Linked DNA regions of Mus musculus: all the other regions are linked to region 2. Evidence: chromatin loops called from intact Hi-C (ENCODE). Cell type or tissue: left cerebral cortex. All regions are shown on one strand. Links, peaks and the distances in the headings refer to the core of each region. The heading gives the core; the rest is flanking DNA. Region 1 overlaps Cyfip2 (cytoplasmic FMR1 interacting protein 2). Region 2 overlaps Adam19 (a disintegrin and metallopeptidase domain 19 (meltrin beta)). Region 3 holds the start of Adam19 (a disintegrin and metallopeptidase domain 19 (meltrin beta)).

Evidence for each region. Hi-C counts contacts between places; a loop is a spot of excess contacts. Peaks named below come from ENCODE experiments on the same cell type or tissue, not always from the same donor. Only the 100,000 strongest peaks of a DNase experiment are listed, where the experiment ranks them.
Region 1: it touches region 2 in a loop (2.5-fold over the local background); 3 of 42 quality-filtered maps call a loop at or near these places.
Region 3: a loop joins it to region 2, with 4 times the contacts of the local background. A loop is called at or near these places in 28 of 42 quality-filtered maps.

What each region holds. Positions count from the first base shown.
Region 1 is chr11:46,192,182-46,202,550 of GRCm38, reverse strand. Cyfip2 (cytoplasmic FMR1 interacting protein 2) reads left to right here. Exons shown (of 31, transcript NM_133769.3): 29 at 1,667-1,905; 30 at 3,413-3,560; 31 at 6,084-8,702. The coding sequence ends at 6,251. It overlaps Gm35624 (a long non-coding RNA gene), which reads right to left. Exons shown (of 7, transcript XR_001780199.2): 7 at 8,682-8,771. Among named protein-coding and RNA genes, the nearest start is that of Mir7239, 27 kb to the right of the region's middle. RefSeq lists an enhancer at 1-1,193. In left cerebral cortex, for the core only: no CTCF peak of the experiment used is centred there; no DNase peak of the experiment used is centred there.
Region 2 is chr11:46,130,341-46,140,709 of GRCm38, reverse strand. Adam19 (a disintegrin and metallopeptidase domain 19 (meltrin beta)) reads right to left here. Exons shown (of 23, transcript NM_009616.4): 14 at 8,892-9,087; 15 at 6,174-6,282; 16 at 4,249-4,462; 17 at 3,269-3,346; 18 at 3,062-3,170; 19 at 1,735-1,873; 20 at 933-1,017; 21 at 480-704. Among named protein-coding and RNA genes, the nearest start is that of Gm35624, 30 kb to the left of the region's middle. In left cerebral cortex, for the core only: a CTCF peak has its summit at 4,939 (motif pointing right); DNase peaks (open chromatin) are centred at 4,257, 4,986, 5,616 and 6,263; H3K27ac peaks cover 605 bases.
Region 3 is chr11:46,051,585-46,061,953 of GRCm38, reverse strand. It overlaps Adam19 (a disintegrin and metallopeptidase domain 19 (meltrin beta)), which reads right to left and starts at 5,970. Exons shown (of 23, transcript NM_009616.4): 1 at 5,744-5,970; 2 at 946-1,031. The coding sequence starts at 5,840. It also overlaps the pseudogene Gm12166. In left cerebral cortex, for the core only: CTCF peaks have their summits at 1,826 and 5,867; DNase peaks (open chromatin) are centred at 1,846, 4,822, 5,348 and 5,814; H3K4me3 peaks cover 2,224 bases; H3K27ac peaks cover 1,711 bases.

The DNA of each region.
Region 1 (10,369 bases), core at 1,227-9,226, 62 kb before region 2:
GTTTCAGACATGTCCGCCAACTCTTCCCCATCTCACCTTCCTCCTTCACTTTATAGTTGTCATGACAACTACACTCAAGGGCCACGATCATCACAATCTCTGCTTTCTGATTTATTTCCTTCCCTGGATTTACTTAGAGGCTGCCCTCTGTGGTTGGGGGAGGGGAAGGTCTCCAAGGAAGAGAGCTTTGAGGGGGAGGTCTGTTGGTCCCTTCAAGCCCCCTACAGAATGGGCCCCTGAGAGCCCTTCCTCCCACTGGGAGCTGATCCCACACGTGTGTCCTGTGGGTCCAGAGTCTCAGAAGCCAGCTTTCTTTAGCTTTGTTCCCAGACAGAAAGACCTGACTTTGACCTTAGTCTGTAATACGTGTTCTGCAGAGGCTTTCGGCACCTTTTGCTCTTAGATGTTTTCACTCAGAGCACAGACCCTTGTGGGAGAGACGGTCCTGTTTGATGTGCCTGTCTGCCTGTCTGATTACTCGAGATGCAGTAGCCAAGACCAGATGAGACGCTTGTTTGAATTACTAATAGAGACCATTTGCCATTGTCAAAGAAGGGTTTCTAACAAGAGGAAATAGTTCTCTGAAGTCAGTGGCAAATTTTAAAACAGTAACATACGTTCCTTCTAGCACATTCCACGGTACAGAACTATTTTAAAAGTGAAAAGCTCACCCATTTCCCGCAGCCCATCTGCACCCACGACGAAGTTCACTCCTCCAAAATGTTTTCTACACGCACAATCCCACGCATGCGCTGTCCATCTGTGGGTTGTGCTGGTGTCTGAGGGCATTGTAGTAAATGTCATTTTCTCCAACTTGCCGAATTCACTTCACGATTTAATTTGTAGAACTAGGCTTCGGGGCTGGAGAGATGGCTCAGCGGTTAAGAGCACTGGCTGCTCTTCCAGAGGTCCCAAGTTCAATTCCCAGCAACCACATGGTGGCTCACAGCCATCTGTAATGGGATCTGATGCCCTCTTCTGGTGTGTCTGAAGAGAGCTATTATGCACTCATACACATAAAATAAATAAGTAAATCCTTCAAACAAATAAACAGACAAACAAAAAGAACCATGCTTCACTGAGCAGGATCCAAGCTCTGTACCTTCCCTCGGCTGCACCTCTGAGCTTCAGCTCCCTCCCTTCTGAGCAGAAATAATAATCTACCCGTAGAGTTGGACAGAGCCACCGCTCATCAGGAGCCTGCTGTGCCACACACTATGGTAGTGTTACATTATAAAACTGATAGGGACACTTCTGACTTCTGTGTATCTAGTTAGCCATCCTGGCCTGCATTACAAGCACGTATATCATGCCTGGCTTATTAATGTGGATTCGGGAGGACAGAATTTGGGTCCTTGTACTTGCAGTGAGCCTATTTCTTTAGCCCCAACCAGCCTCTGAGACCAGTGTGTGCTCAGATGATTTTTTTTTAAATCAGTCTTCCATTGATGGGGCCTGGATTTTACTTGCCATGGGTGACAGTTACCATAAGGCTTCCATGCCCTCAAGTTCTTAGGTTCAGTGCCCTGCTCTGGGGAGAGCATCAGTCCCAGGGAACAAGTTCTAGATGTGGTTGGCACCAGTATTTGGGACTCTCCAGAGGAAGTGGGACAGATGGGATCTCGGATATGGGTGATGCTGTGTTAACATATGCTTCCTGTCTCAGCAAATCGCCATCGCTCGGGAGGGTGACCTGCTGACCAAGGAGCGGCTCTGCTGCGGCCTGTCCATGTTTGAGGTCATCCTGACCCGAATCCGGAGCTACCTGCAGGACCCCATCTGGAGGGGCCCGCCACCCACCAATGGCGTCATGCATGTGGATGAGTGTGTGGAGTTTCACCGGCTGTGGAGTGCCATGCAGTTTGTCTACTGTATCCCTGTGGGGACCAACGAGTTCACAGCTGAGTGAGTGCACCCTCTCCCCTCCCCTCACCCCTGGGATGTGCTAGCCAGAAAGGAGAACCAGGCCCGAAGAGGCTTGAACAGTGATACATATTGGTCACTGTGCCAGCGCTGGACATGGCAACAGTGGACTGTTCTTGGTCTCCAGAGGTTAAAGGGGTCAAACAGAAAACGGAAGTACATATGTCAAGGTGTCCATGGGGCTGATTGGAGACAAGGGGAGGAGGTGGATGCCAGAGAATGGAGCTTGGTTGTCAGACCTGAATTTTCATACTACAACTGATCCTGTAACCGGATCTGGGATGGGGTCTGTGAAGACGAATGAGCAGTCCAGGAAAATCAATAAATGGCTGTCAGCAGAATCGGAGGCCAAGACTGAAAGAAAGCATCCCACGAGTGTTAACCTTTTGGCCCCTGAGCATCTACTCCCACCCCTGCAAAACTCCACTTAGGAAATGAGGAGCCTTTTTGGGTCACCCACAGTCCTGTCAGCAGAGAAAACAGGAGCAGAGCCCCCTCTTCTGCATCCATCTAGCTTCATACTGAGGGTGATGTGGCAGAGGTGACTAACTGGTCCTTTTGGGACTAAAGACAGGGAAAGAAGGGGTGGGGAGGGGAAGAGAAAGACCAACAAGCTGCAGGGACTATATCCTTCCAACCCTGTGACGGGAAGTGGGGGAGCTGCCCGGGGCAGGCTGGGAACAAAGTAAATGACAGAAGAATGGCCCTATAGTCATCAACATGTCTCCTGGTCATTGCGGCCTCCAGTGGGGCTTCTGAGAGGCCAAGGAGCCAACACAGCCTCCTCTGACTGGCCTCAAGACAAGCCATGTGAGTCTCGAAGGCTGATTAGAGTGGAGGAGATGGCTCAGTGCAAGCCTCAAGGACCTGAGTTCTGTCCCCAGGAGCCATGTTTAAAAGCCAGGGGAAGAGCTAGAGAGATGGCTCAGTGGGTAAGAGCACCACACTGCTATTACAGAAGACAAAAGTTCGGATCCGAGCACCCATGTCAGATGTCTCACAATTGCCTGCTAGTCCAGCTGTGGGAGGACTTGCCGCCACTGGCTTCTGCCTCCTGTGGGCATCTGCATTCGTGTGTGCCCATCCATAGAGACACATCATATAACATACACATTTCAAAAAAAGCCAAGTGAGGCAATTGTAGTCCTGAAACTAGCGAGGCTGAGACTGGAGGATGTCTGGAAGCTTGTCAACCAGTTTCACTAGCGATCTAGCCAGTGAGTTGAGCAGTCTCACTGCATTGGCCAAGCCAGATTTAGGGACAGAGACTGAGAAAGCAAGGGAAGGACCAACTGAGGATGATAGCCACCCTCCATCTCGGGCCTGCACATATATGTGTGGGCAGGAGGAGAGACAGAGAGGGAGTCTGATTGTGTTTTCCTTCATGTGTTCTTCTCTTCCTCCAAGCTGACTGTTGTCTCCATGGGGTAGCTGTACTTTGGCAAGGGCATTTTCCCTCAGTCTCATACCGTTTCCTTCCCGACCCTAGGCAGTGCTTCGGTGACGGCTTGAACTGGGCCGGCTGCTCCATCATTGTCTTGCTGGGCCAGCAGCGGCGCTTTGACCTGTTTGACTTCTGTTATCATCTGCTGAAGGTGCAGAGGCAGGACGGGAAGGATGAGATCATTAAGAATGTGGTAAGCAGATGATATGGCTGGCCTGAGACGTGAGGTCTGGCAACAGGGCTGTCTTGAGGAAGGAGTAGGATGAGCTGCTTATGGAGGGCGAGCGATGGCTATGCACAGACACTTCACAAGTTAGAGACATGCTCAGAAAAGGCCTGCCCAGAACATGCTGTGACGGATTGGGTAACCCTGAGAAGCAAGCCTGGACTCCTGACCTCAAAGGTCACTTCCCTGACCCAAGCAGACCCTGTTGGTGCTGGCCACCATTGCCACAGCACACTGGACACTACAGCCATGGCAGGCACTGGGACTGGACACTACAGCCATGGCTGTTGGGTGCTATAAGAAAACAGAGCCCTTAAACTGAACGGCAGTGGTGGGGAGGAAGTCAGAAGTCTTCGTAGAAGTTAGGACTTGGGTTGGATGATGGGCAGTACATGGGGCCAGTGGCCTGGGTGGATTCCAGACACAGGGAGCAGCTGCCACACAGCATGGAGGCTTATAGCTGGGTGGCTAACACAGTGGTCCTCACCCTCTGGGTTGTAACCTCTTTAGAGGGGGGTGGTTGAAGGCCTGTTTCACAGGGGTCACATCAGATATCCTGAACATCAGCTGTTTACATTGCCATTCATAACAGTAGCAAAATTATAGTTAGAAAGTAGGAATGAAATAGTTTTTGTTTTGTTTTTGGTTTTTTGGTTTTTTGGTTTTTTGGGGTTTTGGGTTTTTTTGTTTTGTTTTTATTTCGAGACAGGGTTTCTCTGTGTAGCCCTGGCTGTCCTGGAACTCACTTTGTAGACCAGGCTGGCCTCGAACTCAGAAATCTGCCTGCCTCTGCCTCCCGAGTACTAGAATTAAAGGCATGCGCCACCACGCCCAGCTATGGAATGAAATAGTTTTATGGCTGGGGGGTGGGGGTGTCACAATATGGGAACTGTATTAAAGGGTCACAGCACTAGGAAGGTTGATCTGTCTGGTCTGGCCCAGAGGAGCTGTCCAGGAAGATGTAGGAGCGTCCTTACAAACAACAGGGGGAGGGGTTAAGAGTTGTGGTTATTGTTAGTAACTATTTTCCGGTATCCAGTTCAGTGTTACTTTAAATACCCTCACAGTATCCTGCCACCCTCATCCTCATCCCTGGAGAATTTTCATTTTCTCCTGCTGAAGCTTTGTGTCCATTTAAATGACTCCCCAGTGCCTGGCAGCCATCATTTTTCTTTCTGTCCCCATGAATGTAAGGACTTTGCATACCTTAACAGTAACAACAGTCTCTGTCCTTGTGTGACTGGCCCATCACATTTCATAAGGCCCATCCACCCCACAGCATGTCAGAATCCCATTCTTTTATAGTTCACTAGTACTTTATTGTATGCGAAACACAGCCCACTGATGGACCCTTGTGTTGCATTCACCTTTAGCAACTAAGAATAACAACAGAACTCTGAACTCACACATCTTAGGCAGCTTACTGAGTCTCTCCTTCGGTTCTTTGAAGTATACACTCAGAAGTCTAAGTGCTGGACCATCTGGTAATGTTCTTTAATTCTTTTGAGGAACAGCCAGACTGTCTTCCCTAATGGGTGCACCATTTTATATTCCCACCAGCAACACCCAAGAGTACAGAGTTCCGCATATCATTGGGTCTTTGTGTGTCTTCTGTAGAGAAATGCCTTTGAGTCTTTTCTTTGAATTTTAATTGCTCCTTAAATTTTTCTCATGCTTACTTCCTTTGAGAGCGTGTGTGTGTGTGTGTGTGTGTATGTTTGGAGAGGCCTGTCGCAGCACATGGGTAGGGGTCTGAGGCCAACATAATGAAGTCATTTCTCTTCTCCTGACATGTGAGGTCTGGGATCCAACTGAGATCCTCAGACGTGACAGCACTTTTACCCACTGAGCCACCTTAGTAGCCTTGGATTATAGCATTTATATATATTCAGAACAACAGCTACTTGCCTGTTTTATAAATGCTACCTTTCATTCTGTTGATGATATCTTTTAATGCACACAAGTCTTCATTTCCCTCTGCATTGGCCGTCAAATCTGACATCATGGTGGTTTACTCCTGTGCTTTCTTCTAAGAACTTCATAGTTTGTCTCATGTTGAAGCCTTTTATTCATTTCCTACTTATTCTTGAATAGAGTCTATAATATAAGGTCTAACATTCATCTGCATAGGATTCCAGTTTTCCCAGGATTTGTTGAAAATGTTACCCCTGGCACTCACACATACTTCAGATGTCTTGCCCATCCTGTTCAGAGTCGTTTGGTTCAACATAGTTTGTTTCTAGCCGTACAGTTCTATTTCACTGGTCTTCGTGACAGTACTGCGGAGCTTTGATTATAGTAGCTTTATTATAAGCCTTGAAACTTGCAAAGGTTATCAGCAACCTTTAGCGTTTTATTTGGGAACTGTAGAGAAGATCTTTAACGAAAAGGGAAACGTGACTAATGGAATGTCAGGAATCTGGACTGCAGCCCCCTCTCTGCCTCCCACTTTACCCCAATCCTAACCTCAGCTTCCCCGTTCTTCTCCAGCCTCTGAAGAAGATGGCTGACCGCATCAGGAAGTACCAGATCTTGAACAATGAGGTTTTTGCCATCCTGAACAAGTACATGAAGTCTGTAGAGACAGACAGTTCCACCGTAGAGCATGTGCGCTGCTTCCAGCCCCCAATCCACCAGTCATTGGCCACCACCTGCTAGGTAGAAAACCGTGCAGACCTTCAACCTGGAGGAGGAGGAGGAGGAGGAGAGAACACAGTGACCAGCCTGCAGCAGGTCCAGTTGACAGTGTGTGGACAGGTCTGGAAGGAAAAGAAAACCTCCCCAACACATCTCTACCACTCCCAAGGGCTGGGCTCCCGCATGTTCCTCCCATGATATCTCCATGGTGGATTTTCCATAGTGTAAATGAAAAAAAAAACAACAAAAACACAGGGCAGTGTGTGCTTTCTTTTCTTTTTTTCCACCTTATCTGTATTGAAGAGCTACTGTTTCCACCCTGCAGCTGCCCACTCCATCTGCGATTACTTCCCAAGACCGCCTCCCCAAGTCGTAACCTCCTACCCGCTATCTGTATTTGATCCAGCACTATAGTCTTAGAGACATAGAAGAGAAGAGTGTAGCCATAGCAGAGATATCAGCCTGGCCCATTGGATATCTCAGCTTACTGGCCCATCTTCTGTGGCTTCTCCCTCCAGTTCCCTCACCACAGCACTTCCTGCTCGTGACATTAGGGATTCCACCACCAAAATCTGATCCCTGGTGAACCAGGAAGAGGTTGCTGTTGTCAAGACAACAGATGATGCTGACCAAGATCTTTTACAGCCTCCCTAAGACCCACCCTAGACCTTCCTTACAGAACAGACCTAGAGAGAAGAAAGTAAGGCTTGCAAAACCACACCACACTGGGTGGAACTAGGTGAAGATGACCAGGCCTACTGTGAGGGAGAGAGAGAGTCATCAGCACAGGGCAAAACTCCAGATCCAAAGGATAAATGTTAGGCCTTGTTAACAGCGTGGGAAGATGAGGCACTCCTGGTCCTCAAACAGAGGCTTAGCACTGAGCCACATGGGAATCCACATGGTCCGTCATAGCGCTACACATAGCATTCGTGAGTGACCAAGTCAGTGGCTGCTTAACACAGAACCTAATCCAGGAAAATCCCCCAAGAAAGAAAACCTAAAGGGGTTACCTTAATTGGAGACAGGGTGGCAAGGAGGAAAAATATTTTTGTCAACAAGCTTCCTATCCCCAGACCCCTCCCCTCAAAAGGAAGTCTTCTTTGAGCTAACTGGAATGTTCTCATGTCGGCTACTAAAAGATTCTTGGAATGTTCTTTTGCTCTCAATGTCCTGGTCTCTCCCTTTTGCTCAAGCTCAGTCATGGGGATGTATTAACTTCTATGTTTCAGACTAAAACACCCCTGCACAGTCCCCACAAATAGCACATCTTTTAAAGAGATTGCCCAAGTCTCCATATAGAGCTAGTCATCTGACCTGCAGAGAGGACATAGCCCTGAGCTCCCAAGACACAGGAATAATAGATATTCCTCTACCAGCCTGGGGAGGACAGAAGACAGGAGTAACCATCCCCTGCCCCAGGAAGGTGATTGTTATCCATCACCGTTTTTTTAACCACACAGAGAAGAGAAGAGATGTGCATAATCTGTACTTTGCCAGACAGGGCCATGTACCCCAGGGTGGTCATATAAATTAGAATCCTTAAGGATGGCACACCAGAGTGTTCCTTTCTGGACACTAACTTTGAATCTCTGGGAATAGAGCCAGAAGACCTGCCTCTTCTCAGATATATCACTGCACACCACATACTCAGACCTTGCTGTAGATTGGACAACTCTACTAACTCTGGGTCTCTCTGAGCAAGAGTAGGAGCATTTGTAGTGTAGGGTTGTGGTTTGAAACAGAAACTGTCCAGTCCTCCTGTCTGGCACTGTTAATTCTTAGTCTGATTATTTTTCAATGACCATAGCTGTATCCCAGAGGCAGATTCCACTTTCCAGATCGTCAGCTCTGGCTGGGGATAGAATGTGATAAACAGACTTTCCCCGCTTAGTGTCCCCTCACTGCTCTGTAGAGATTTGGGCTGTTCATAAGGCCGCCTTCCTGGCAGCTCATCCCTTCTACCCTGCACTCCTGACCCCAACAGTTGACCCTCTGGGAAGAGTCACATTCTGCTCAAGATATTTGATCCCAATAAATTGAGGTCCTCGCTTTGAGGACAGAGATTCCATTTTTGCAGCACTTGCCTGCAAACTCTGGACAACTTCAATGCTCTTTCCTCTCTAGTGGTCCTTGCCCCCCACCCCTTTGATTTTTTTTTTAATGTATTTAAAGATCAAGAAAAAAGCTTAGATTTTAAAATGTTTTAAAAAGAATTCTGTTTCAGAAATTGTCAAATGTGTACCATATTTGTATTAAGAGTTGTTGGGGATTTTTTGTACAATGAATTTACATTTATTTATGGTGAACTTATATTTACGCTTGTGATCAAATAATGATGTTAAATTCTTAAATCCTATTTGCTATGCAGCTGAAGATGATATTTTGATTTGTATTTTGGGGGTACCTGTGTTGAGTCGATAAAACATTTTCATCTCCATTAAAACTGCTTCCAAACCAGTTAAACCAGCATCTTCGTCCTGACTTCTTGGCCACTTTCCAGTCTTCATTGTTCTATGGAAGCCACATTAAAACCAATGTCTAGATAAAGTGGAATAAAATGGAAGAAAATTATAAAATACCACATATATTCACCCTAAATTAACAGATTATTTTGTTTTCTACCCAAATGAGTTATAACTTTAAAAAATAAAACTAATAGTGAAGCACGGCTTTAATTCCAGCACTCCAGAGGCAGAGGCAGGAGGATACCTGTGAGTTCGAGGCCAGTCTGGTCTACAGAGTGAGTCCCAGAACAGCCAAGGCTACACAGAGAAACCCTGTCTCGAAAAACCAAAAATTAGGTAGGTAGGCAGGTAGACAGACAGACAGACAGACAGACAGACAATAAAATAAAACTATTTGGGGCTTAGGAGGTTTCTGTGGTTAAAACATTTGCTGAGCCAAGCATGAGGCCTAGCGTTCAGATCCCCAGGAACCCACATAAATACCAGGTGCAGACAGCTCATCATCCATAGCTCCTGCCTCTGAAGGTGGAACAGAGGAACCCCAGAGCAAGGCAGCTAGCGAGTCTACTATGCCACTGAGCTCTGGTGTTGATTAAGGGACTGAAGGCTGGAGAGTCTTCACGATATCAACTCCCAGCCTGCATTTGCACACACTTTTACACGTGAGTGGGACCACAAGCGACGCAGGCATCTACAGATGCACACCACACACAGAAGTAGTTTTGAGAGGAAAGACTGGAAACTAATACGTGAGGATGCTTAATGTATATAGGTGCCATGCTGAATCTAACCATCCTTCTCAGGCATCTGCCGTCACTGTGTGGCACACACTTTACGCGCATTTTTACAGAAGTGTGGGAGACTATTTATGCTCACACAAATACCAAGTAGCAAAGCTGGAATTTGAAGAGAGCTCCGACGCCTGGGCTAATGCTCACCCAGATCCCCCAAACTAGGTTTGAAAGTTTGGTCCCTGGGCTTTCAGGGGGGTCTGGGGCAGTAAGATTGATCAGTCTGGTATCAGGAGGGAACCCAGCACGATGGGTCCCTAGGCTCAAGCAGTGCTAATGTCTGGAAAGTCATTGCTTTTAGAGAAAGCATTGACTATGTAGCAATTAGAAGGATGTGTTTCAACCAGCATCAGGGACTCGGACGCACATTTCACAGTCTCCCCAGCTTTCCTAATGACCACCTATTCCAGCTGCATGCCAGAGCCATGAGTGACCACTCCCAGGACCTTGGTTCTCTACTGAAGCCCCTTCCAGCCATTGTTCTAGATGACTTCCCAGCAGTGTCATTTGAGGGCCCTAGCTACCAAATGCAAAATTCTTCTCTCAACTACCTCTAAAATTTGTCATTTTGCATGGCTGATGCCTGATACTGCCATTCATTTGAACTAACGTGTCTCCATCACAGTTATTTCCAAAGAGATGCTTAAAAGAGGGCTGTTTTCTCAGGCCTGCAGGTCCCAGTGTAAGGATGTGACTCTCAGAAAGTCAACGCCATCCACAAAAGAAACTGATAAAGCTCACACAGTCGACTCAAAGAAAAAGGTCGATATAAAGAATTCTGAAAGTTCAGGGAACTACAGGAATAGACAGACAAAACCTTAAAACAAATGTGTGGAAATACATGAAATGGGGGAAGGGAGGGAGAGAGTGAATGAGAATG
Region 2 (10,369 bases), core at 976-8,975:
GAAGAGGACCAGCTCTCGGGGAACCGAAAGAAGTTAATTTGGGGTACAAAGTGTGTGGAAATCAAATAGGAGAAAAGCATCACTTTAGTGGCTTAGGGATGATGGTGATGATGGTGGTGATGATGATGATGGTGATGATGAACAGTAGCAGCAGCAGCAGCAGCAATAAAAGTATTTTGGTTTTTCAAGATAGGGTTTCTTTGTGTAGCCTTAGCTGTCCTGGAACTAGCTGTGTAGAATATGCTGGCCTTGAATGTAGAGATTTGCCTGCCTCTACTCCTGAATGCTGGGATTAAAGGTGTGTACTGCTACCACCTGGCTGGGAAGGTTTATTGCTAAACCTCTGGAAGCCCATTGGATTTACCAGAACAAAGAAAGGATGATCAGATCCAATCAGTGCATCACATCAACGCCCCCTCATTGCTGATGGCCTGCTATGGGCGATGTCCCCAGCCTAGGGTTGGCGAGAATCCACTTACCTGGGACAGTAGGCAGTTAGGTGCAGGGGGCATGGGTCGGCTTGGGGGAGGCCTCCTGGCTGACTCCTTTCTTTCTATTCGAGCCCCAGCTTCTGGGGAGCTCCCAGCAGCCCTGTTCAGATGTGCCGGCAATGGTGCAGGTGGCGATTCAACGCGCAGGTAGTCTGGAGGGGGCCGGGGAGGGGGGTGGGACGGCTTCCGGAGGGATTCAGGGGTGTTAGTCACCTATATGAAGGAGACACAGAGCAGCTGAGATAAGGAATCCTCCCTAAGTGTGTGTCTCAATGAGGTGACTTTCAGACATGCTGACCTTTGGATTCCAGGCTTCAGAACCAACTTCAAGCCCCAAAGATAGCTTTCATTACCAACCCCGTGGGCACACATAAGTACCGAAGAAAGCCGAACAGGGATCTCAAGGGAACTCAGTCAAGTTCAATGGTGCAAAGCCCTTACCTTTCGCTTGCCCTGGGGGGTCTGCAACTTGAAAGTTGGGTTGGCATGGCCAGTTCCACCACTCTGAGATACCCTGAAGGGACAACTGGAAACAAGGAAGAGGGGACATGGGGGAAGGAGTGTTCAGTGGTGTGTGTGGACTAAGCAAATCCGACCCAGGCCAGCGGACAAATCTAACCCTCCTCTGAAGAAAGCGGGATAATCCTCTAAAACCCATCTCCTGAATAATAGATAAGCGCACACACGGCCAGTGGAGAAGCCCAAGGGAGGGCTTCTGCCTTGCACAAGCAGACCCCTCCATCCCAATTAGGAGACAGAATATCACTAACCACCATGTACCCCGACCCCCACTGGCATGGATAACAGAAGGATGCGGGATCCCCATGCAAGTACATTTAACAAACTCTAGAGAGCATGCTCCATCAATATCTCAATGAATTAATCATTCGTCTTCTTGGGCTAATGTCTAGTTATCTCTGTGACTGATTGAGCTTGTCATCCCTCTCTGTCGCCCCAGCTTCCTGCACTTTAAAAACAAGATAAGTTAATCAGGTAGGGGACGGTAAATAGATTTTATGTCATACCCCAGTTTGAACCGGCTAAGGGCTTTCTATTGGGAAGAATTCAAGTTAATGGCCAGGCTCAGTAGAAATCACTTACAGTCATTATCTACTAATGTCTGTCATGGTGACTGAGAGGACAGAAGGGTTGAGGGTGGCATGTTCCCTGCCTTCATCATCCCAGAATTAGACCCATAACCACCAACCTTTCCACAAGGGCTAGGCACAGCACCCTGTCCCACCTGAACTGATGCCGCAGCTTGAAAGGGAGAGCCGAGGGTTTGCCCAGTTTGTGGCTCTGTCTGTAGCAGTGACACAGTAGCACCAGAACTGCCAACACGAAGAGAGCTGAAAACACCCCAGCGATCACGGGACCCACACCTGCCGGAAGTCAGCACAAGTGAGAGAATTAGAGGCTGATCAGGCTACAGTAAAATGACAGAGCCTTTGTTCCGCTCCAGGTATTTGATTCCCGCCGACTTAGTTTAAACAAGCACAAATACATGCAACGCACATCATACTCTATTGGTGTCCTAATACTAGCTGAAAGAGCCAGGCCCACCCATGGGCTTTTAAAGACAGTCCCCATGTCCAGCTGCCTCAGAGATTCTTCCCAAAGCAGTTCATGGACTTTCATAAAGTCAGCCAGCACCACGATTTTCCTGGACACAGAGCAATGGCCAGAAAATACTGGTTGAGACATTTTAGGACTAGAACTCTCACCCTGGGCCCTCAGCCTCACGGTTGGGTCCAAAGCCCATCTCAACAGTTCCCGAGTCATAAATGTAAATGCACACAGTGTGCCTGCATCACTGAAGCTCCTCTTGCTCTGTTCATGGTCATTGCATAGTCAGGCTCTTCCTTCTTGTCTGTTTTCATTTTGTTACAGCCCAGACTGGCCTCAAAGTTGCAGCAGCAATTCTCCTGCCTCAGCCTCCTAAATGCTGGGATTACAGGTAGGAACTACCACACCCAGTTTTTAGCCTTTTTTTTTTAAAGTACTTTTGCCATTATTCAAAGACACAATCTGGAAACCACAGGGGTCAAGTCCCCGAGACCACCCCTAAGAACTGTAAAACTTGCCTGTTTTCCCATTTCTTAACCTTATTTAACAAAAGGTAAAATAACCAATACAATGCACCCCAAGATTGTAATTATTTCAAGTGTCCCTAAAAGGACTAATTACTAGTTACTACCTCCAAATAATTGTGACTATCCAGTGGCCTCAGTCTCCCTTAATATCTACCCCTGCCCCTCTCTCCTCTAGTAAAAGGACAGGAAGGTGACTAAGCCCAGGCCCCATAGGAAGACCTGGCATCCTCCCACTCAGCGTCTTTATCTTGGCTCCCTCCCTGTAGAATCTGGAGAGTGAAGCCAGCTTACCTTGGACTTTCTGCAACGGGCAAACCCAGCCTATGGCCCACAATCCCCATGAATAGCTATGAATGCAGCCCAACAGGTTTGTAGACAACGATGCCATATTGCAAAGTCAAAAGACTAGAGGCTCCTGCCAACCTACCCCTTATCCCCACGGTCTCCTCCTCCTCTCTCACAAAGCAGAACACTTACTCTTAGGGGGCAAAGGACCACTGTCGACGCTGCCACCATCTCCCGGGGTGTTACAGAAAGGTGGAGACCAGCCAGGGAAGCAATGACAGTTCTTGTTGTTGTTGCAGACCTAGAGTGAGGGGCCGCAGACGCATCAGCACCCAGGAGAGCTGTGACCTCCCACAGGGCAACACCCAGGAACCCAGACCTCTGCATACACACACGTACCCCGTGGCCATTGCACTTTTTCCCACAGCCTTCCGTCTCAAAGAAGGAGGTGTTCCTGCACTGCCCCTCGAAGCAAATCTGCAACATAGAAGGGCAGCCATCAGCGGGACACAGGGGCATGGGGGAGGCTTAGGGTGTGGGAGGTTTGTCCTTAGGATGAATGGGAACCCCAAAACATAGCTGGGGGCTATATATCTAGTGAGAAATGCAAAAGGCCTCAAAAAAGATTCAGTGGGTAACTGAACTCTGCTGTTGTCTTTGTGATTAGGGAAGGAGCAGCAAACATTACTGAAATGGTACATTCAACAACTAGGACACGTTTATAGTCTAGCGTCATGCTGACTATATTCCATCCAGCAATGAATATGGACTAAGTTTAGGATGATGCCTAAAAATCATGATTGTGGCAGGAGCTTACTTTCAGCTGGGCATCGTACCATAGGTTTCCTCTGTGTTTATAATTTAACACAATTTAAAGCATGGGGTTGGTGGCGTTATTTTCCTTGGGTCTCCCTGAAATCTTAGACCTTTCCTTTCTTTCTTTCTTTCTTTCTTTCTTTCTTTCTTTCTTTCTTTCTTTCTTTCTTTCTTTCTTTCTTTCTTCTCCTCCTCCTCCTCCTCCTCCTTCTCCTCTTCCTTTTTTTCTTTTTTTGAGACAGGGTTTCTCTGTGTAGCCCTGGCTGTCCTGGAACTCACTCTGTAGACCAGGCTGGCCTCGAACTCAGAAATTCGCCTGCCTCTGCCTCCCAAGTGCTAGGATTAAAGGTGTGCGCCACCACGCCCAGCCTTAGACCATTTCTATGAGGATAGTAAATGACATGCATGACAGTGATGCCTGCGTTTACATGACTAGGTCCATAGTCATAGGTGGGATGCTGTTATTCTGAGAGCTGGGCATCACTCCTCCGGAGCCCACACTTCTCAGTCTCTGCCTCTGCCTCTGCCTCTTGGTTTCTGAGTGAGGTTAGGGAGGGACTCACATGGTTGTGGCCACACTTGGTTCCAGTCATCACCAGCCCTGGGTCCAGCATGTCACCTTCCCCTTCCTCCTCCTCAGGACCCCGGTAGACGTGGGTGCCCCGACAGTGGATCCGCCTCCCGTTCAAGGTGATGGTGGTGTCAATAGATACTGCGTTGGATTCCAGGGGCCGGGCCTGGGTGCTCTGGCACTGAATCTTCCCACACTTGGCATCCCTGGGCCAGGAAAGAAGACAGGATCAGAGACTGGGGAAGAGCGGGGACATTGGAGAGCTTCAGTCTGAGCCAAGTCAGTAGGCTTCGGTGGAGCAGGGCAAAGGACCAGAGAGTGGGCTGGAACCCGGCAGTAGAGACCAAAGGTAGACTCAGACCCAGAAAAGGGGCAGGTTCCTTGTGTCTCAGCAGACCTAAGCCAAGAGCTCAACTTAGGATGTCCTAACCACAAGGACACCTGAATGACATGAATAATTGGTCATCTTTGTCCCAAATCCATTCCCCAGGCACTCCAAACTAGGAGCTAGGTCTCCCTCTGCCTCCCCATTCTTCATTGTTCCCAAGTTTGAGCATTTTCAATCCCTGTCAATCTTCCCTCCTACACAGCTTCCCTGACTTACATTCTTATCCCCCCTTTTTAAAAAGACTTATTTATAATTATATGTAAGTACACTGTAACTGTCTTTAGACACATCAGAAGAGGGCATCAGATCTCATTACAGATGGTTGTGAGCCACCATGTGGTTGCTGGGATTTAACTTCAAAAGAGCAGTTAGTGCTCTTATCTGCTGAGCCATCTCACCAGCCCGTGTGTGTGAGTGTGTGTGTGTGTGTGTGTGTGTGTGTGTGTGTGTGTGTATGTATGTATGTATGTATGTATGAATGTGTGTGTATGTATATATATTACATATACATATACATATACATATATATATATTACTCCCTTTCTATCCTGGCCTATAAGACACAGAGCCCCCTCACTGCAGCATCCATGGGAGGGGTCCAGATCATCCAGAGATGCCTTTATATCTCTCAGGATCTAGTTCCTGCTTTCCTCTGCCCAGGCTCATTTTTCTTGCCACCCCCGCCCATGTCTTCCCACAAATTGTAGCTTGCTCTCTATCAGTTCGTCAATTGCTCCTTTTTCTCTAATATCTCAGCCTAAAACACTGTTTTACACACTAGTGCAACTCCTCCCCCATTCATTTAGATGGCTGCTCTAGAACTCAGCTAGAGAACACCTTGGGAAGATGCTCCAGGCCGTTAACTGTTACACCAGTTAACCACATTGCTCTAGACACTCAATTCAGCACCTTGCATGTGGTGAATCTGAAACAGTAGTGGGCAGAGGAGTGAGTGGGTGGCTGGAATGAATGAATCAGAGATGGCTCTCAGGAGCAGGCATAACTTTAGCACTCTGCAAAAATGGTCCAAAAAAGAGCCGTCTGGGATCCACAACATTTAGATGCTGGAACATTGTCATCTCAGATCAGTCATCTCCTGCCTCACTTTAAAAAGAAAAAAGACAGGATTTCTCTAAGTAACAGTCCTGGCTATTCTGACACTTGCTTTGTAGACCAGGCTGGTCTCAAACTGACCGAGATCCGCATGATCACCTGCCTCTGACTCCCCGGTGCCGGGATAAAGGCATGTCCAACTACCTTGTCCTGCACTTATAGGCCAGAGACTCCAAAGCAGCCTTGATCAGCTTCCTAGGAAGCAATGCTGCCCACTCCTCTTTTTCACTTCCTTAGAGCCAACCAAACAGTGAGTGCATCACCAAGCAATAGGTAGAGAACAGAGAGAGGCTTAAACTGGTGTGTTTAAAAGCCAATAGTAGGCTATCCACACCAAGTCAGGTGGGAATGAAGAGGTCAGAGCAGGGATCGATTGGCCACTCTTCCTCCCACCGGGTCAGAGCTGTGGTCCTCACCTGGGACTGCACTTCCTGTATTGGCCATTCAAGCCCTTGCCACAGTTTCCATAGGTGTCACCAGCAGCATTCACCCTCTCAAAGCAAAGATCGAGGGCAGGCCGGGCTCCTAGGTATGCAAGAAACATTTGTCAGTGCATAAGCCCGCCAGCGGCTCCCCGTGACAGAGCCAGCTAGGCTTGGGCAACGGCATGCATGACACTTCCACCATCCATCAAGGCCAATTCAGAGAAAATATTTTTAGCCTGGTTTTTAACCCTTCATTGAAGATTTGTATCTATGGCAGCTGCATGCTAAGCCTGCTAGCTAATGAAGAAGAGCTATCCTATTTCTGGACCGTAAAAGATTAGTAATTCATGCCCCAAACATTAAAAGAGCTAAAATAGATCTTTGGAGTTTTTCCTTCACATCCACCTTGTTTTCCCTCTTATATCATGGAAAAGCAACAATCTTTAGCAGTGTGTCTTTTAGAGAAGAAAATGTCTTCTCTACCTTTTGCATCCCTTAGATTTGATCTTGGGGCATCTTCTTGAAAGAACGCAGTGAAGGACGGAAGCATCGTCTCTTCTCTTTCTGCTCTGCCCTTTGGGGTTTTAGTTTGTCGGATACAGAATTCAGCCTCAGGGCATTCAGTTGTCTGACTTAAGGATGCTGCCGCTACAATTTGCAACAGTGTAACAACATCTTACAAAGCATCTTTACATCCATAAGCAAATACAACCCGAGGTTGTTTCTAAGTAGTGTACTGCCCAGCTTCTGAAAACGGAGGCAGATAGAATCCCACACCTGAATGGGGATGGAGCTCAAAAAAAAACTGGCAACACTAAAGAGATTCTAAATGTGCAATGACCCAAAACTAACTGAAAACAGAATGTGTCATGAATTCAGAGTTCACCCATGCCAAGTGTCACGTGACTTTACTACAGCTTGGCTTTCAACACAGATGCACACAACAAATGAATGCTACTGAGACAAGCTCAGACTTGAGGCTACTTTATATTATGACTGGTTATATTTTTGTTGTATGTATGTTGTCTCTTATGCAATGGATTCATTAAAGAAAACAAAAAATGTTTTCCCTACTGTCATTCCTCAGCAGATAAACTTCAGATTAATGTTAATATTATGTTAGAAAGTTTGATTTATAAAATTGCTGTTTGCGTTCCTGACTTCAGTTCCATTAAAACAAACAAAACAACAACAACAACAACAAAACACTAGCTGAGTGTGGTGCCTGCCTTTAATCCTAGCACTAGAGAGGAAGAGGCAGGTAGATCTCTAGGAGTTGCAAGCCAGCCTGGATTACGTAGTAAGTTTCAGGCAAGCAGGCCACACACACTGTCTCAAAAAATAAAGTCCCTGTCCCTGTCCCTGTCTCAAAAAAATAAAGATAAAAGTCACTGAACGAATCATGATTTGGTGTCAGATTAGAATTTCCAACCATTTCTGGTAAGGCCCTAAACATACTTCTATCACTTTTACACCACATATCGATGTGGGTTGGTGTTCCCATCCCTGACAACTATAAAATCAGCCAACTCTGAAAACTGTTTCAGACCCTCTATGTCCTGCACTTTCAACCATTTAGCCAAGACTTAATTCTCTATGTAAAAAAAAAAAAAAAAAAAAAACCAAACAAACACACCGATTTGTCAAAGTATACATTTGCTTTGGTAAAATTATATATGAAAGATTATTTTAAAATAAATTTCCTTGTGATTTATTATCAATAAATGTTTGCTGTATATACCTACTTTTATATACTCACAAATTGTTCCATGCCATGTAAAAACTTCTCAGAAAAAAAAAAAGGGTAAGTGGAAAACAATTTAAGCCTAATGTAATTAATGGAACTGGTAAATACATTAAAATTTTTGCTATCTCTAAAATGCTTTCTACATTGGTCTTTCCATACTGGCTGGTTTTGTGTGTCAAAACCACATGCTGGAGTTATCACAGAGAAAGGAGCCTCCCTTGAGGAAATGCCTCCATGAGATCCAGCTGTAAGACATTTTCTCAAGTAATGATCAAGGATGGGAGGGCCCATTGTGGGTGGTGCCATCCCTGGGCTGGTGGTCCTGGGTTCTATAAGGAAGCAGGCTGAGCAAGCCAGGGGAAGCAAGTCAGTAAGAAATATCCCTCCATGGCCTCTGTATCAGCTCCTGCCTCCAGGTTCCTGCCCTGTGTGAGTTCACGTCCTGACTTCCTTTGGTGATGAACAGCAGTATGGAAGTGTAAGCTGAATAAACCCTTTCCTCCCCAACTTTCTTCTTGGTCATGATGTTTTGTGCAGTAATACAAACCCTGACTAAGACATACCCTCCATGCTAATATATTAGGATGGTTGTTGTTATTACTATATCACTGCTGTCTTTGAGATCTGATCCATGAAAAAACCCCACTTGATGGTAGTTTCAATTTGCTTTCTCTCAATATGACTGAAGCTAAACATTTTTTGTAGCTTAAGGGTCTTTTTCATTTTCTTTTATTCTCCATTTCTGCTTCATTGGTGTGTTGGGGAGGGAGTACTATTAACTGTCTGTCCAGTGTTAGAACTAAAAGCTTCAAGGGAATATGAGAAATACTGTCACTCTTGAGCTAAGAGCATGAGATGTGGTATTTGAAGGTGTTCTAGGCCAAGCTAAAGGGCCAGCGGGGAGACAGGCTCAGAGGTGGTGGGCGGAAGAGACCATGCTCTCCATCCAGGAGGGCTCTTACCAGGTCCCCACAGCTGCTGGCACTGTTCCTGGTAAGTGAGGCACATGCCGTTGTAGCAGTAGGCCTGGCCACCCTCGCAGGGGGTGCCATCCATCTGATAATAGTTGGTGGGGCAGTGGGGAGACTTGCCGGTGCAGAACTCGGGGAGGTCACATTGCCGAACCTGCTCCCGACACTGGGTTCCAGGAGCCACCAGCTAGGTAGAGGAATGAGAAGAGAAGAGTAGTCATTTCTTCCCTGCCCCCAACCCTTTCAGCCAAGAGCTCATGAACATCCTATCTGTGGAAAACAGTTTTGACGACCTTGTTATCACCGCACTTATCACACGACTTCAATGAGCTCAAGCCATCGTCGGCCTTCGCATAAACAGTGACTGAGTTCCTTCAAACTTGTACCCACATGGACCAACTCAACGCAATTCCTTCCCACAGCAGTTGAGAAATAATGTTTCTCTAACAATCTATAGTTTTCTCTCTGCCATTACAACCATCTTTCACTTAAGTGTCACTACGACTTTATTAGTTTGCATTATAGTCTTATATAACTAAAGGAGCAAGACATAATATATTCAAAGTCACGTGGTATGTGGCAGACCAGTTTCCTGATAAGGGTACATGCCTACATGCATACATGCATATACCCACACACAGAAAATTGGCATTCATGTAGATTTTCAATTTACAACATTACTGCTTTGTTCATGTAAGTTTACAACTTCTTGGTTTGTTCTTGAAACTAGCCTCAAACCCATTATTTAACACAGACTGGCCTTGAACTCAGGGCAATCCTCCTGGCTAAGCCTCTGGAATAGCAGAACTGTAGACATGTCTCACTACATCCAGCTTGTGGCTCTAAACAGCACACCCTCAGTGGTATGCAGAGCATGGGGCTGACTGTTATCCAAATACTTCTCTCATCTGCCCCTCACAATGTCCATGAAACTGATATAGCTACTTTATATCAGCATTTCTGATGCTCATGCGGGTGTGTAGACAGAGCTGAGACTCCGGCAGTTTAAAAATTCCCCAAGTTCACACAGGTAGCGCTTTAAGTCAAGGAATCCTTTGAGAGGCTCAGTCTGAAATCCTGGAGTTGAGTGAAAGGTCACTCCGTGCTTATTCTCCAGCCTTGGTCTGAGACTTGAAGAACTCAACTCAGCATAGCCTCCCTGGGGGCTTCCATGTCAAAACAGAAGGTGTCCAAGTTCTACTGAGCCAAGTCCTACTGTGCGTTTGACCTTTGGTTCTTGTTTGCCCATGATTCCAGATCCCAGCCCTCTCTCTGGCTGCTAAGAGCAAGCATGCTCAGTAGGGTACTTGAACAACACGTGAGCACTGTGTGCGCTCGCCAAGCTGAGGGTGGGACAGGCCACAGCTCCATACTCAAACTTCTCTAGTACTCAGAGTTTCAGGTTAATAACTCAAAAGTTCAAATATCATAATAGTGTGTGCATCTAACAAATCTATATGAATATGATA
Region 3 (10,369 bases), core at 1,048-9,047, 79 kb after region 2:
TCTGCTTGGTGGACCATGTTCTGACTGTCTTGGCAACATCTGTGTATTTTGCTACTGCTCTGGGCCAAGGAATCAGGAAGATATTTTGAGATATATAACCTAATCCTAGCTCCCTATCTTGCCTCTTATTAACAAAAAATAAAAATAAAAAAAGAAAAGAGAAAAAGAAAATCGCTGGGTACCCATGACACACAGTGTGATCTTTGCATTTTCGAAATGGAAGCAGGTAGATTAAGATTTACATACAGGTCAGCCTAAGCTACACTGGAGACTGCCTCAAAAGAGAACTGGGCTCGGCACATGATGACACCCTAGACTATGCCTTCAAGCCTAGATCCAGGAGATGGAGACAGGATTTCAGAGAACCTGTCTCAGAAAACAGAAAGACAGAAAAACCAAAAAAAGAAAAAGTCCAATCAAGATCTATGGCAAATTCACACATTTGCACGTAATCTGTGTATTTCTAAAAGACTCTGTGTGTGTGTGTGTGTGTGTGTGTGTGTGTGTGTGTGTGTGTGTAGGGGTGTGTGTGTGTGTGTGTGTATGTGTGTGTGTAGGGGTGTGTGTGTGTGTGTGTGTGTGTGTGTGTGTGTGTGTGCACACATGAGTGTTTTGCCTACATATATGTATGAGCACCATATGCATGCCCGGTGCCCTCAGAGGCATCTCCTGGAACTGGAGTTACAGATGATTGTGAACCATCCTCTGGATGCTTGGACCTGAACCCCAGTTCTATCAAGAACAGCAAGTGCTCTTAACTGCTAAACCATCTCTCCAGCCCAGTTCGTGTGTTACTGTGAATTTTCATTTCCTCAACTACAAGGGCTTGGGAATGGGTCTACGAGTTCGTCATAGAGTGAAGGAAAGTCCCCGCTAAGATATCCTAAGTTGACACAGCTAGAGGAACTGTCATTCCTGCTTCTCCAAGGAGCTTGGACATCTTACCTTTCCTCTCCCAGGGCTTTCTGAAGTCCGCCACTGAGGTATTATGAGTTCATGCTGTAGCGGAGGGCTACCTTCTTGGCTTCCTCCTGCCAACACAAGACAACATAACCATAAGAAAACCCAACCTCCACATCTCGGGCACTCAGGAGCAGGCATGGTGTTCAGAAGCCCAAGTGGTGCTCCAAAGCACTTCTGAGGCAGTCATTGCTTCCTGGAAAATGCTCCTCCCAGTGGTCTCAGAAGACCTGCTGGGCGCCACTGGGCCTTGGTGACAAAGTGATAAAGGCTAGGCAAACAAGGTCTGTGTCCCCCGTGAAGAGTCAGGAAATAAGCAAAGATTCTCAGGTGCTACTTAACAGCCCTGGGGGGGGTGGGGGGGGGGAATAATAAGATTGTGCCACAGGATAAAGGGAAGCTGGCAGGGTTCCTGTTTTAAACAGGATGGCCAGTGTGATGATGTTTAAGACCTGAGGGACCAGAGGAAGCCATTTATGCAAAAATCTGGGGAAGAGTAAAGAGTGTCAACTGTAGACGTGGGCCCGGGCTCGCTAAGGCACACGCAGGAAGGAGAAATAGCCTACAAAGTCAGGGGACATTGGTAAATATGCTAAGCAAGGGTGGGTAACTCAGAGGATGTTGGTAAGAAATATATATGCTAAGTGAGACGGCTGTGGTTGTAATAACATAGAGGCATGAGCAGGGTCTGGGTTTCATTACCTGGAAGGTTTTGATGTCTTTAGAGAAAAAAAAAAAGCCCCACAAGAGCAGTATGATCTGTATTGGTTTTGTTTTTGTTTTGAAAGGTGACCCTGCCTGCTGGGAGAATAGGGAGTAGGGGACAAGGACAGAGGAGAAGCAGAAAGGGTGGCAGCAAAGCTAGGGGGCGCACCGGAGCTCTGGTGAGAGAAGATGTGGCTCTAACTTGGATAGCATCCTGGAAGGTGATGATGTGGTGAGGTGCTGAGGAGATGCAGAAGGGTGTGAGCTCAGGTTTGTTACCAAAGAGCTTTAATTTCCCCCTTGGAAGTGACACTCACCTCCCTGGGAGGGCCAGAGGTAAAGGTGACTTCTTCGCCTCCCAACCATTACCATTCACTTGCAAATTGTTAACCTTAACTTAACCTTCCAAGTGTTGAATTCGAAGTTATATTTCACTTCCTTAGTTCCAAACCTTCTCACCTCCAGTTTTTTTCTTATCCTACACACCTGGGTTCTATCAAGAACAGCAAGTGCTCTTAACTGCTAAACCATCTCTCCAGCCTCAGTTCCTGTCAGTGTTGCTGTGAATTTTCATTTCCTCAACTAAAAGGGCTTGGGAATGGGTTGCTGTGAATTTTCATTTCCTCAACTAAAAGGGCTTGGGAATGGGTCTATGAGTTTGTCGTAGAGTGAAGGAAATTCCCCATTAAGATATCCCGAGTTGACATAGTGGGACTGATAGAGGTAGGCAGCAAATTCCTGAGAAAAGAAGCCTAAGCCACAGAAGAGCCATGTTCAAGAATGGAAGACCTCAACACTACTTACAGGTCATCTTTTTTTAAAAAAATATTTATTTATTTATTTATTTATTTATTATATGTAAGTACACTGTAGCTGTCTTCAGACACTCGAGAAGAGAGCATCAGATTTCGTTACAGATGGTTGTGAGCCACCATGTGGTTGCTGGGATTTGAACTCAGGACCTTTGGAAGAGCAGTCGGCAATCTTAACCGCTGAGCCATCTCACCAGCCCTACAGGTCATCTTTTAAAAGATAAGAATTTCCTGATCCCTAAGCAAATTACATCTCTGAAACTGAGTAGATCTGAAGACTCCCAGAGATGTCACCAAGGAACCCTGTGTTCTGTTCCTTCTAACTCAGCCTCATCAACCGCAGGAGGGATTAAAAGATGACTGAGCTTTTGTGGCAAACATCTGTAATTCCAGCAAGACAACTAGAGGTCTAAGGCCATCTTGGCTATCTAGAGATCTCTGAGACAGCATCCACCTACACAGCATCCTGTCCCAGAGAAGAATTAAATTAAAAAAAAAAAAAAAAGGTTCTGCCAGGCATGGTGGCACACGCCTTTAATCCCAGCACTTGAGAGGCAGAGGCAGGCGGATTTCTGAGTTTGAGGCCAGCCTGGTCTACAAAGTGAGTTCCAGGACAGCCAGGGCTACACAGAGAAACCCTGTCTCGAAAAGCCCCCCCCCCAAAAAAAAAATTTTAAAAAAAGGTAGCTGGAGCCAGGCAGTGGTGGCGCAGGCCTTCAATTCCAGTACTCAGGAGGCAGAGGTAGGAAGATCTCCGAGTTAAAGGGAGCCTGGTCTACAGACCTAGTTCCTGGACAGCCAAGGATACATAAAGAAACCTTGTCTCAAACAAACAACATTCCAAAACCCAAACCCCAAAACAAACAAAAAAGTGTTGGATTACCACTGATTAAATTCCTTTTCAAAAATATGATATATTTGCAATCAAAATGTATCCTTAAAAAAAGTCTTATTGGTTTTGTTTACACTGGTACAAATCAGAAGAGATAGATACATTTACATTATTTACCCAAAACATCCTGAGTTCTTAACCCTATGCTACTACGCTAGGTGCTTAATGTTCATGAGGGAACAAGTGAGACATAGTCCTCTACAGAGACTGATGGATCTAGACTCTTAAACAAAAGGAGCTGTACAGGATAGAAGAGAACGACAAAAGGTCTCGGATGGTGAAAAGCACTGAGGGCAATCTCTTTACACACAGTCCAGTTTAAGTACACGTAAGGCAACGTAACTGGAGAAGGGTTGCTCACAACTTGAAAATAAGGCCAGAGCACGTGGGATCAAGCTTTCAGTGTCAGACCTGGAGCGTCACTTAACAAAGGGTAAGAGAATGTTATCTCTGGCTCACTTGTTTGCTTTCGGTGGGATGGCCTGTATTCGGTGAAGTTTAACATTAACTGCACGCCTGTGACAGACAAAGATGCAAGTGACTTCAGGAATAGGAGAGGGAGAACCAACAACTGCTTGATTCTGTCTCACCCAAAGGAATTCCCTATGCCACTCCCTGTATCACCGGGGATATTGTTTATGTTGATATTGATTATGTTGGTATTGATTATGTTGATATTGATTATGTTGATGCTTTTGACCAGCTTTAGCAGCTGCTTTGGCCACTTCATAAATGAAAGAAAAAAAAATCTTCGTCACATTTGTATAAGAGCCAGGAGTTTAACTTTGAGGAAATTATATTTCTGTGGTCTCTTGGTAGAACTTAGAGCCATTAAAATCATAGTTTTGGGAGATGTCATGATTTGGGAAGCACCTTTTAAAGTGTATGAATGGTACGATTCCAGATTCATCAGTATATAGTCATAGAAGGACAGGAAGGGGGAAAGGAAAATATTAATAGCAACTGCTCATTTGGGGATCATGGGTCACTTTACAACTCGTAGATTTTGCTTTCTCCCCGGGTCTGCAGTCACTCTACCTCACTGACTGTTCTCAAGGCCTCCAGATCCCGTGAAGTTTACTTTCCTGTCTTTCTTCTGTGCAAATGGTAGGCTGGAAAATCAGACTCGAACAGGACCTGGCTCCCTCTTCCCCGAGGAACCCCACACCCCAACAAAAGGAAGAGCCTTCTCCTATCCAAGGCAAAGGAGCTGGAGCGTTGAGTGGAGGAAACCCTCGGGTCAGGTTCTTGCAGGGATGGGGCGGGGGCTGCAGCCTGCCCAGCCCGTACACTAGGGCGTCGTTAGCTTGATTTAAAAACGCTGACGGTTGGTACAGCAAGCACCCGCGACCGTCTGGAGTCAGCCCAGCTCTCCAGCTGCCTCAGAGCTAAGGCTAAATAAGCTCTCCCGGGTCAAGATGACAGAAGCCAGGCATTGCCCCTCCGGGACCGTCCCTTCCGCGAAATCCTATGAGAACCTCTGAGGGATGCGGCCCGGGAGGGAGCGGTGCCTGGGAAAACAGTTGTGAGAAATAGGCATTATCCAGCGTCCAAACTGGAAGCGTGGAGCCCATTCCATTTTCTTCACATGAAAACTGAGGCCAAGAGGAGATAGGCATTGGGTGAGGTGGAAAGAAAGCTCCGGTTTCCAGTATCAGATCTTCAATGTGGGGCGTACTTATACACACCTGGGTTTTTGTTAGTGAACTTCAGCTTACGATCTGCATAATGGGTGCGCATGGTTCTTTTATGGTCTTTCAGAGATGCTAAGTGTACAGGCAGAGATAACCAGTAAACCACCCTACCCTAATCTCTCGGAAACCTTTGATTTTCTATCCCACTGGTATGCTTTTGACACCACCACCCCCCCGCCCCCAGCAAGATCCAGGGAGTGGTTCCCTCGCCGATTCGGGATAGGATGCTTGGGGTGCTCCTCTGGGGATGCTCTGGGGTTGCTAGAGCAGCGGGCGCAAAATAGCGATGAGAGAGAGGCAGAGCGGAGACGAGCAACCTCAAGAAAAACAGCAAAGATAGGAAGAGCAGCGGAAAGAGAAGCCCAAAGTAAGAAAACACGGGGAGATGAAGAAAGGAAGGCAAGCAAAGAGAGAGAGAGAGAGAGAGAGAGAGAGAGAGAGAGACTTACTGCTTTCTGATTGCAGTGAGCGCACTAGCTCCACGACCTCCCGTGGCTCACCACAAGAGAACAAAGCCTGGGCTCCTAGGCTTGGGGGTGGCGATACTCACACCCGGGGAGTGGCGGAGTCCGCAGGGATAGCGGTCATGGAGCTGCCGGCATGCAAGAGCGACTCTCAGACCCTCAGTCATCACCACCACCCCTAGTCGCCTCAGAACCCATCTGCGCGCTGCCACTTACTTGTGGTCCATCCCGGCTCGCACGCCGCCAGCGGCCAATGTAGCTGCAGAGCGAGAGCCAGCAAGCAGAACCGGGCGACGCCCGCGCGCCCGGGCATGATAGCAACGGCCCTCTCACTGTCCGCAATCACACATCCCCTGCCATTGCCTGCCCCCGGCCTAGCGGCGGCGGAGGTTTTCAAGCAAACGCCGGCCTAAAAGCCACCCAGCCCACATCCCAGACGCTCCGCCCCTAGCCCCTCAGGGCTCTGCCTGGAATGGGAGGAGGGGAGGCGCCACGCGGAGGAGGGGGTTGGTGGTGGCTGGAGGGACAGCAGTGGGAGGAGCGAGGGAAGCCCCCCGGGAGCATCGCTGACTCAGGTGAAGGACACCCAGGGGAAGGGATGATCCGAATTTCTGAAGTAATCAACCATTCTTGAGGCCTGGGAGATTACAGGACTGGGGTTGAAAGTGTTAAACACACACACACACACACACACACACACACACACACACACACACACACACTTCTGCCCCACTGTAGCTAGTTTACTCTATCCCGCTTTATGCTAAGTACTTTGGGTGACCAAGACAACTCTTTGTAGCTCTACCTTCCAGGATTGACTACTCTTGGAGTCAGGCTGTGAAAGAGTTAATTCCAAGGGACTGAAATGAGTGCTAAAAGAACTTGTTTTCCTATCGGGACTCCAATCTGGGCCTTTAGTCCAGGCCTTCTGACACGGGAGGTGGGGGGTGGAGGGGGTGGGGTTGCAGATCCAGCATCCCAGAGGACAGGGCTTCTGTACTCCAGAAACAGAACACCAAGCCCAAGAAACAGTCTAGACAGGATTACAGAGAAGGAGGGAAGCCTTGGGCTGTATAGGTTGGGGACAGGAGAGAGCAGAATTTGGGATGGTTAGGGTTTAGGATGCAATGGAAGATGAAGCCCACAAATGATGGCTATCACTAAGAAAATTACAGTAGCAGACACTTAGGACTTAGCTTTTATTGACATTCCGTACGTGCTAGGGCCTCTGATAGTTGATCTTGTCATGAGTCCGCTGTGGACTGGAAATGTGTCTCAGCTGGTGGAATGCTTGTCATGCACTCATGAAGCCCTGGGTTCCATCCCCAGGACCTCGTAATTCCAGGAGTGTGGTGCACCACTGTGATCCCAGCACTTATGGGGCAGAGGCTGGAGGATCCAAAGTTCAAGGTTAATCTCTGCTACGTGGTGAATTTGAGGCTAATCTGGACTCCATTGACACAGTGTAGAATAACAGTGATAATTAGGCGACCATCTGGAGGGGGTAGGTATTGGCTTCATCTCTATCTCCCCTCTGGGGGAGGGGAATCAAACCAGAAAAGCATTAAGTCCCCTCACCAAAGGTCACAAAGCTAATGTCTGGGTTTCACTTAGAGTCTGTATATTTGCTATTACAAAGCCTGGTGCAACATGCCTTAGTTGATGAATGAAGAACAGAAAAAAGAGATAGCCAGAAATAATCTGTATAGGGTTGGTTAGCAAAACTCCAAGGGAGAGGAGGCTCTGGAAGGGGAGTCTCGCACCTACATTTGTCAGTTCCTTTCCCCATCCCCCACCCCCAAAACCAGGCCAGGAACTCTCAAAACCAATGCACCGTGAGTCTGCAAGGCTCTCACAGAGGGAAGGGATCAAACCATTCTTACCATTGGTGTGGACAGGAACTGTGTGAGTTCTCTCCATCTGCTGTAATGGAAAAGCAGATAGTGGCTTAGAGAGTTGCCTTTCTCACCCCCAGGCGGCAAGGGGTGTGACTGGTCTGAGGCATTAAAGACTCATTTGTCAGTCCTGGAAAGCTGGAGTGTCAAGCCCCACGTGTCACCAGGTCAGATTCTGATAAACTCTTCTATTCGTTTGTAAACAACTGTGTCTTCACCTGGCCCTGTCCATACAAGTATAGGGAGCGAGCTCCGGGGTTTTCTGAGGAAGCCTGTGCTATGTATGAGCCCATCCTCACGGACTCTAGCCTAATTATCTCCTTGTGGGTACCATCTTCTTGTACAGTCACACCAAGGCTTGGGTTCCAACATATGAATGGGGGGGGGGGTAATTTAGTCCTTCACTGTCATGCATGTCATTTGCTATCACCATAGAAATGGTCTAAGGCTGGGCGTGGTGGTGCATGCCTTTAATCCAAGCACTTGGGAGGCAGAAGCAGGAGAATTTCTGAGTTCGAGGTCAGCCTGGTCTACAGAGTGAGTTCCAGGACAGTCAGGGCTACACAGAGAAACCCTGTCTCGAAAAACCAAAAAAAAAAAAAAAAAAAAAAAAGAAAGAAGATGAGTCTTGTCATACGTTGAGAAAATTCCATTTGCTGACAATGATTTGCTGTGTATTTAATGACCATGTGCCCTTAGATACTTAGAGGGGAAGGGGCCCAGCCAAGTGGCTCAGCAGGTCAAGGCACTGACCTCCAAGATTGATGACTGAGTTTGATACACACATGGGGAAGGGGAGCAGAGAGAGAGAGAGAGAGAGAGAGAGAGAGAGAGAGAGAGAATTTTAAAAATGTAATTTCTTAAGAATTAAAAATTGAGAGTAAGCCGGACAGTGGTGGCGCATGCTTTTAATCCCAGGACTTGGGAGGCAGAGGCAGATGGATTTCTGAGTTCGAGGCCAGCCTGGTCTACAGAGTGAGTTCCAGGACAGCTAGAGCTACACAGAGAAACTGTGTCTCAAAAACCTCAAAGAAAAAAAAAATTGAGAGTAAAAACCTGTGAGGAACTGGCCAAGCAAGCAGGTATGTGTTTGGAGCCTGAAGTCAAGCACACCTTTTCTCACCTTTCACAACATGTAAGAAAGACAGCTCTCACTGCAAGGCGTTGGACGCAGCATAAATTGAAGAATTTGAGTCACAAGACAGACCTCAGGGTTTCCTGGAGCAACTTTTCCTCTAGTTTCTGAGGTGCTGTTATGAACGATTCAGAAAAAAAAAAAAAAACCATAGCATGCATGCAACTGCAAAATGCACCTCTTTCCTTTAAGCTACCAACACGCCTGGGAACACAGTGGCCACTGCTTAGAAAATAAAATGAAATGTACTGAGAAATATAAAAGAGTAGATGAAAAGGTGGGGATACAGTGTTCCTAGAAAGGAAGTCTTTTTTTTCTTCCCCTGAAGCAGGGTCTCATTATCCCAGGCTGGCCTCAAACTTGCTAAGTAGCTGAAGATGGCATTAATCTTCTTCTTCTTTTTCTTTCTTAGATTTATTTATTTATTTATTTACTTGTATATAAATACACTGTTGCTGTCTTCAGACACCAGAAGAGGGCATCAGATACTATTGCAGATGGTTGTGAGCCACCATGTGGTTGCTGGGATTTGAACTCAGCACCTCTGGAAGAGCAGTCAGTGTCTTTAACCACTGAGCCATCTCTCCAGCCCCGGCCTTAAACTTCTGACCCTCAGCCATCTACCTCAAAAGTGCTGTCATTACAGGTGTGCGTTGCCACTATGGTGCCCATTTAGCGTTAGCGATCAAATCTAGGACTTCATGTATGCTAGCCAAGCACTCCCCAGAAAACTGTTTAAATAAACGGAAGAACTGAAGAAAAAAAAAGTACAATAAGGGGCTAGAAAAGTGGCTCAGTGGGTAAAAGCCCTGGCTGTGGGAGCATAAAGACCTGAGTTCAAATCCCTGGACGGGAGAACTGGAAAGACAGTTGGTGGTTAAGGCTGTTCTTCAGTCTGTGACTCCTACAGGCTTGGGACTGTGTGTCACTCCAGTTCCCGGGGATCTGACGCCCTCTTCTGGCCTCCCTAAGCATCTGAGCACTCTTGCGACTTTTCTCACACAAACATACATAAGTGTGTATAAAAATAGATCTTAAAAAAAAGAGGGGGCGTGGGGGCCGGACGAGCTAGGGGTCGGCGGCGTGGCAAGAGGACAGGGCTATGGAGAAGCTGCGGCGCGTCTTGAGCGGCCAGGACGACGAGGAGCAAGGCCTGACGGCGCAGGTCCTGGATGCCTCATCCCTGAGTTTCAACACCAGGTTGAAGTGGTTTGTCATATGCTTTGTTGCTGGCATTTTCTTTTCATTCCTTGGAACAGGGTTGCTATGGCTTCCCAATGGCATGAAACTCTTTGCAGTATTTTACACCCTTGGAAACCTTGCTGCATTGGCCAGTACATGCTTTTTAATGGGACCTGTGAAGCAACTGAAGAAAATGTTTGAAACAACAAGATTGCTTGCAACAATTATTATGCTTTTGTGCCTGGTATTTACCCTGTGTGCTGCTCTGTGGTGGCGGAAGAAGGGGCTGGCCTTACTCTTCTGCATATTGCAGTTCTTGTCGATGACCTGGTACAGTCTGTCCTACATCCCGTATGCAAGGGACGCGGTGCTCAAGTGCTGCTCCTCACTCTTGGGTTGAAAGTCGCAGGAGCCCAGGAGGAGTGCTTGGGAACAGTGCTGATGCGGTGCCTGCTCCAGTGATCGCCTCAGAAGCAGCAGCAGCAGCAGCAGCCTCAGCCCATGCCATGGACCGCTGCACCTCACTGCACGGCCCTCCATTCCCTGCCCGCTAACCTCTGCTTCCAAAGACAGGAGGGCGTAATCATTGCCACTTGTAAATAAGTTTTACTCAGTTTTTAGTCTTTACAA